Linked DNA regions of Homo sapiens: region 1 is linked to region 2. Evidence: chromatin loops called from intact Hi-C (ENCODE). Cell type or tissue: Caco-2. All regions are shown on one strand. Each heading gives the region's core, and the rest is flanking DNA. Links, peaks and the distances in the headings are about the cores only. Region 1 overlaps APAF1 (apoptotic peptidase activating factor 1). Region 2 overlaps ANKS1B (ankyrin repeat and sterile alpha motif domain containing 1B).

Region 1 (2,923 bases), core at 155-2,654, 100 kb after region 2:
ATCACAATAAAAAAGTTTTAATCTTCAAGTCTTGCTTATGCAGTGGTTTCTTTTCTGTTCTTATAGATTTTAACAAACTTAAAGGGAGGTATTTTTCCTCTTAGTTTCCTGCTAAAGGGGTACAAACTCATAAGCAACCAACATCCAAGGATTGTAGCACTAAATCAATAACAATCATATACATGATCCCTCAGTGAGTTCTTATATAACCATATTTTATATTTCAATTATGCTCTTTAAAACAGTAATATCCCTCATTCAAGTCTTTTGAAATCACTATTAGATGAGAATGTAAGTGAGCCATAAATCAGAAGATCTGGTTCTCCTAATCACAATGTAACTTTAGACAAATCATTTGGCTGCTCTGAACCTCAGTTGCCTCATTATTATCATAGGGCTACTGTAACCCGCTGCTTCTTGAATACTTATATCAAAAGAAATTATATGTGAGGGCACTCTGAATACCACAAATACCAGCTACTATTAGATGTGGGGAAGAAAAGCAAAGAATTTTCTTATTTACTTTTTTCATATTTTCCTCATTTACTTTATAAAAATTTCACTATCTTGTTCAGTCATTGATGAGCATTTCTGTCAGAGTCATCAAATCATAAAATTGTAGGTGTAAGAAAACACTTTGAAAAATCACCTAAACCAATGTAATCAAAATTGAAGAAAAAAAAGGAGTGATGAAGAAAGCATTCTATGTTTTAAATACATTTGAGGAACACTGGATTCGATGGCATAAATTGTGTAAGAGGACTTCCTGGGGCCCTGAATATGTTAGTTCATACAGTGTGCCTAATAGGGGAAAGCAATACAAAACATATTTCCCAAACGGTGTAACCATGGAGACCTTTCCTTACAAGGCCATCCTTATCTCACGGAGCACAGTTCCAAAGAACCATGACAGGTTAGGAAGACTGCCCAAAATCACACAGCTAGACTTTATTTTTATGAATAAACATTGTAAAATGCAAAAATGAACAGAAGTTTTAACTTTCTTTAAATCAGACTGAAGTTGGCTTTTTAAAGTACTTACAAAGATTTTATTTTTTGCTGCCACCATTATCCTTGCACCATCAGCAGACCACGAACAACACTTCACTATCACTTCCATATCCTCTTGAGGGTCCTCCAAATTTAGGAAGAACTGTTTCACATTAATGCTTTTCCTCTCATTTGCTGATGTCGCATCCCAAAGCTTTGAATTAAAGTAATAAAAAAGAAAAAGTTTGTTTTACTCTATAATCACACTTCTAGAATTTTTCCTAAATTAAATGCCACATAAACTTATTCACTTCACTTGATGAATTATTTTTACCTATGCATGACTTTTTGTAAGGCTTTTAAATTAAGATCTCCAGTTTCATTATTACGTTCTTAAAAAGAAAAAATTAGAAGCACTGCCCAAAATGCAGAACATAAAATTAAATAAAAAGTTAAGAGTCTTGCATGGTGTGGAAGCTAAAAATTACATGTTGACAGTAAGGACACAAGTGGAAGAAAGGTGGTAAGATGAAGAGACTCACGACTTGCCACTGCTGCCCTCTGCTGTGCCAGGAATGAAGTGTGTTTCACGAACCTACCACATGCACAGCAGGAAGACTACACAGGACCCAGTCCAAGTTAGGTCGTGACCTAGCAGAGCATCCAGAGACATAAGGAAGTCTCTGAAAACAGGGACAAGCAAGACTCTTTGTGTGCTTGGCAGGGCCAGATAGGGCTACAAAACTAACTGGATCCTGAGGAATGAGATACAAAATACTGTAAACTTTGCTCACTAGTAGGACCACTTGAATAGCACAAAAGACAAAGGCCTTCAAGAAGATCCACCTTCACTCCTCTGGGCCATGAGCAGTGTCTCAGCCTCACAGAGTGATAATGACTGCCCATGCCCAAACCAAAGGTTGGCCACGGAGAAGGATGGGGGTTGGGGGAGAAAGCTGCTGCTCAGGCTTTAAGTCAGCTTCCAAAGCACAACTCCCAGGTAAAACCTAATTTTTCTGGCCAGGTACATTTTCAAATCTCTCGAGTAAAAAGAAGTATTATATATACTAAGAAACATGGCCAAAACCAAAACTTTTCTACTTGCAACAACTGCAGGTAATCTGGGTAATGCAAAAGAGACAGCAGGTGCTAAAACAGCCTTCCCTGATACTAAAGAGAAAAATAAATAAATAAACATAAAAGCCTGAACCTTCAGTTACATTATCCAGAATATATGAGAAATCAGTTTCCCTATTAATATGAAAATCAGGCTGGGTACAGTGGTTCACACCTGTAATCCCAGCACTTTGGGAAGCCAAGGTGGGAGGATCACTTGAGCCCAGGAGTTCAAGACCAGCCTGGGCAACACAGTGAGACCTCATCTGTTTTGTTTTGTTTTGTTTTCAATTTAAAAAAATTTTAAAAAACAAAAAGAAAAAGCAACTATTGCCTGAATTTTACAAAGAAAAATAAAAGTAGCACAATCCAACTTGATTATACATGTCTAAATTGCATCTGTTTCTGGACCTGACTTCAGCTTCTGTCCAAGCAGTGGTGAAATCCCACATATTGAGGGACCACATAAACTAATACCAGCATTTCATTCTGAGCAAGTCGCTACACTGTATCCAGGGTCCCTGTGCACCCCAGGCCTCTGCGTGCTTTAAATGGCAAATTTTTAAATAGAACTCACATTTTAAAACAGTTCATCTCAGAGCCTGAAAAGCACATGCTTATCAACATGATACCCTACAAAATGCTTAAAAAGTTATAGAGCCATTTGGGGCAGGACATAATTTTACAGTTTTCATCCTCTCAAAAGGTAAAAACTTACAGGAGAATTTGACCTTGAAATGCTGTTATCTAACATCATTTTGCAGGACCTCTGCTTACTACCTGTCATTATATCAGTGTGAACCAACCAATGATACTG
Region 2 (2,923 bases), core at 176-2,675:
CCACACCTCAAAAATTAACTCAGCCTTGAGAGATATGCTAATACATATAAAAATGTAATAACCAAGTATTTATATTCACATAAGACACCCAAATGCATTTTGGTACATTCACAGCACCTGTGTGTAAGGTGAGCTCAGGGTAGCTACAGGGAATGAACTTTGCTGACTGCTCATATTGCCTCTAGAATAAATGTCATTTTCAGACAGGAGACTGGGGAGAACCTTCCATTACCTTGCGACCTCCGAATGAAGCCACAGCCTCTACCCCGGTACAGTACTGGCAGCATCACCCAGAAAAGCTTATCTTCCAGTCGTGTGATTACAAAGCTTTTGTAAGTTACCCTCAATTCAGTATTTGGGCCTAAGTGGAGATAGGGGGTATGTTTTCAGCTTGTTTGCATTTACATTGAAAATATACCAAAATATCCATATCCATCACTGAAATTTTTAAAATGTTTTTCTCTTCACTTTTTCTTAAAGTAGCCTTCTATCCAAAGAGAAAGTCCAAATAACTAGAGCTTTAAAACCGTTTTAATCTTGTAAGTTTAAGGTCTGTTGTGACCTCTTATATAGTTGTATATTTTTAAATAAATGTTATAACGTACAATCTTAAAATGGAAATGAGTGTAAATATGGCATATATATATATATATCTCTGCTCACTCACCAAACACTGGGTCTCAAAACACTGGGTCTGCCACTTTATGTAAATACCAGATTCTTTTCACTGTCATCAATAGGATTATACTATTTTTCTGTTTTAGTTGTTTAGTTTAGTTTGGTTTAGTTTAGGTTAGTTGTTTAGTTTTTTAGAAGAGGGGAATTAATTATAATTAGCTGAGAAATGTAATAGGAACTGGTAAATGTTCAAAAGATACTGTAGGTTTTGGGTCAGGTGGTGGTTGTCTTGACGACAGCAGAAAAAGTGGCTGAACCTTCAGCAGTGCATTGAAACTGCCTCTCTTAAAAAGAAACATTTCAATCAGGCAAACTTCCCTGATAACTTAAAAGATAAGGATTTTACCAAAAGATAATAAATTTCACCTTCATTTGATTTAGATGGACATTGTGGTTATCTCATACCAGTTGAGCTTTTTTTTTTTTTTTTTTTCATTTTCTGCTTTCTGCCCCTCTTTTACTAAAGCTTACTTATATTGCAGCTTTGGATTTATTTCAGTGGTACTGCCCAAAACCATAGGATTGAAATGGCTCCTCCCTCCAAACCCCAAGTCCCCAAGCCTTTCTGAACATGCCTTTCTCCAAGGCCCTGACCACGCCTTCTGCTGTTGTGCCCTCTCACGTCTTCTTCAAGTCAGGCACTTCCCTAGTCCACAAGAGTGGTTCCCATCCCCGTCTCTGCAGAGTACAAGTCTCCAGTCTTGTCAGGAAGTGTCCATCAGATATCTTCTAAAATAATTATTGTAATTCACTTTTTTAAAAAACATATATAGAGCTCTTTGGGGGCTGGTGGGGGGAGGGCAAGGGGCAGGGGAATGACAAAAGGCAAAAACCCTACTAAAGCTTCAAAAGGTTGAAGGGGAGTCAATTGATAGAAAGGCAAATCAGACATTTTGTTTAAAACCATTTGGCCCCAGCCAGAAGCTGGAGCACGAGGGGCATTTTGTACCAGGATGATACAGTATGGGGTCTGGTCTTCTAACAACAAAGTAGTTGGCAATTCTTGGGAGACTGTCATCCTTCTAGCTCCATTCAGCCCTCCAGGTGGCACTTCGCACCAGGAACCCAGCTCTCTTCCCCTGGGAAACAACTGAGAATGCCTCTCTCCCTCCCCCCACCCTCCCATCCCGTTCTCAGGTGGATCAACCATAGGGCACACAGCTGTGAATGAAAAAGGTCCAAAACTGCATCTCTGCCTAAAAGCCTAACATTAATTACCTATGCAGCAGAATAAGCCTAAATGGGGGACATGTTGCTTAGCTTCTCAGCTGTCTCATGCAACCCTGTAATTACAGAGATAGTAGTGTGATTTATTTTTGCAGACATTGCTGCCTCAAAAAAGGGGAAAACATTTTTAGATGCCCCCATTTTGCAGTTAAATATGATTTGAAAGATGGCATCTTTAGAAGATGTTGCAGTTTCATTATAAAGAGCAATTACAGCCCCCAGAACTTATGGTTAATTCTGCTGCATTTTCTCTATGAATGCATTTATTTGTTAGGATTAGTTACTGTCAGTTTTTTAAAGTTATGCAACAACTTACAGCCAGGAAACCTAGCCAGTAATACTTCCACAATTTGTTTTTAAAACATTACTCATATGTATATTCCATTTCATAAATCATTGAATTTTTTTTGTATTTTAGTATTTAGGTTCTATGCTGATAAAAGAGCTTAGGGGGACAGAATCAACCCAAGATGCTTGTGCAAAAATGCGGGTAAGTCTGCCAAACTACTTTATTTCTAGTAGCTGAAATACTAAATACTGGGTATGGATACAAATTGCCACCTTTCAAATTACTATTTTCTCCATCTGTTGGTCTGCTGAATCACATTGGTATTACATAAAAAGGTGCTCTTGCTTTCTGCATGTTTATGCTTGAACTTATCTCACTATAGTTTGAGTTAATGTCTATTTGCTATATTTGTACTATATTTGTTCTTAATTATTTTTAAAGATTTAAAATTAATTGTATCATTTTCGAGATTAGAAAAATGATCTTTATTACAACAAAAGGTTTTAAGCACGCACTGAATAGTCTGAGAATATTTACTGAAAACATCACCAATTGACTAAAATTATCAAAAGCAGAAGTATTAAGAGCATATTATATAAAGCTAATATTCTTTATGCAATTTCTTACTCAGTTTTTTTTTTTTATTTTTTTAAATTCAACTTTGAGTGGAATGAACTATTTAAGGGCAAATGTTAACTAAAAATGGCAATTCCAGGCCGGGCACAGTGG

What was found. Hi-C counts contacts between places; a loop is a spot of excess contacts. Peaks named below come from ENCODE experiments on the same cell type or tissue, not always from the same donor. Only the 100,000 strongest peaks of a DNase experiment are listed, where the experiment ranks them.
Region 1: a loop joins it to region 2, with 10 times the contacts of the local background. A loop is called at or near these places in 3 of 110 quality-filtered maps.

Annotation. Positions count from the first base shown.
Region 1 is chr12:98,697,689-98,700,611 of GRCh38, reverse strand. APAF1 (apoptotic peptidase activating factor 1) reads right to left here. Exons shown (of 27, transcript NM_181861.2): 17 at 1,043-1,204. Among named protein-coding and RNA genes, the nearest start is that of APAF1, 54 kb to the right of the region's middle. RefSeq lists a cis regulatory region at 1,553, a silencer at 1,487-1,556 and an enhancer at 1,469-1,638. In Caco-2, for the core only: CTCF peaks have their summits at 1,307 and 1,510 (motif pointing left); a DNase peak (open chromatin) is centred at 1,571.
Region 2 is chr12:98,798,406-98,801,328 of GRCh38, reverse strand. ANKS1B (ankyrin repeat and sterile alpha motif domain containing 1B) reads left to right here. Exons shown (of 27, transcript NM_001352186.2): 21 at 204-332; 22 at 2,324-2,395. Among named protein-coding and RNA genes, the nearest start is that of APAF1, 150 kb to the right of the region's middle. In Caco-2, for the core only: no CTCF peak of the experiment used is centred there; a DNase peak (open chromatin) is centred at 1,718.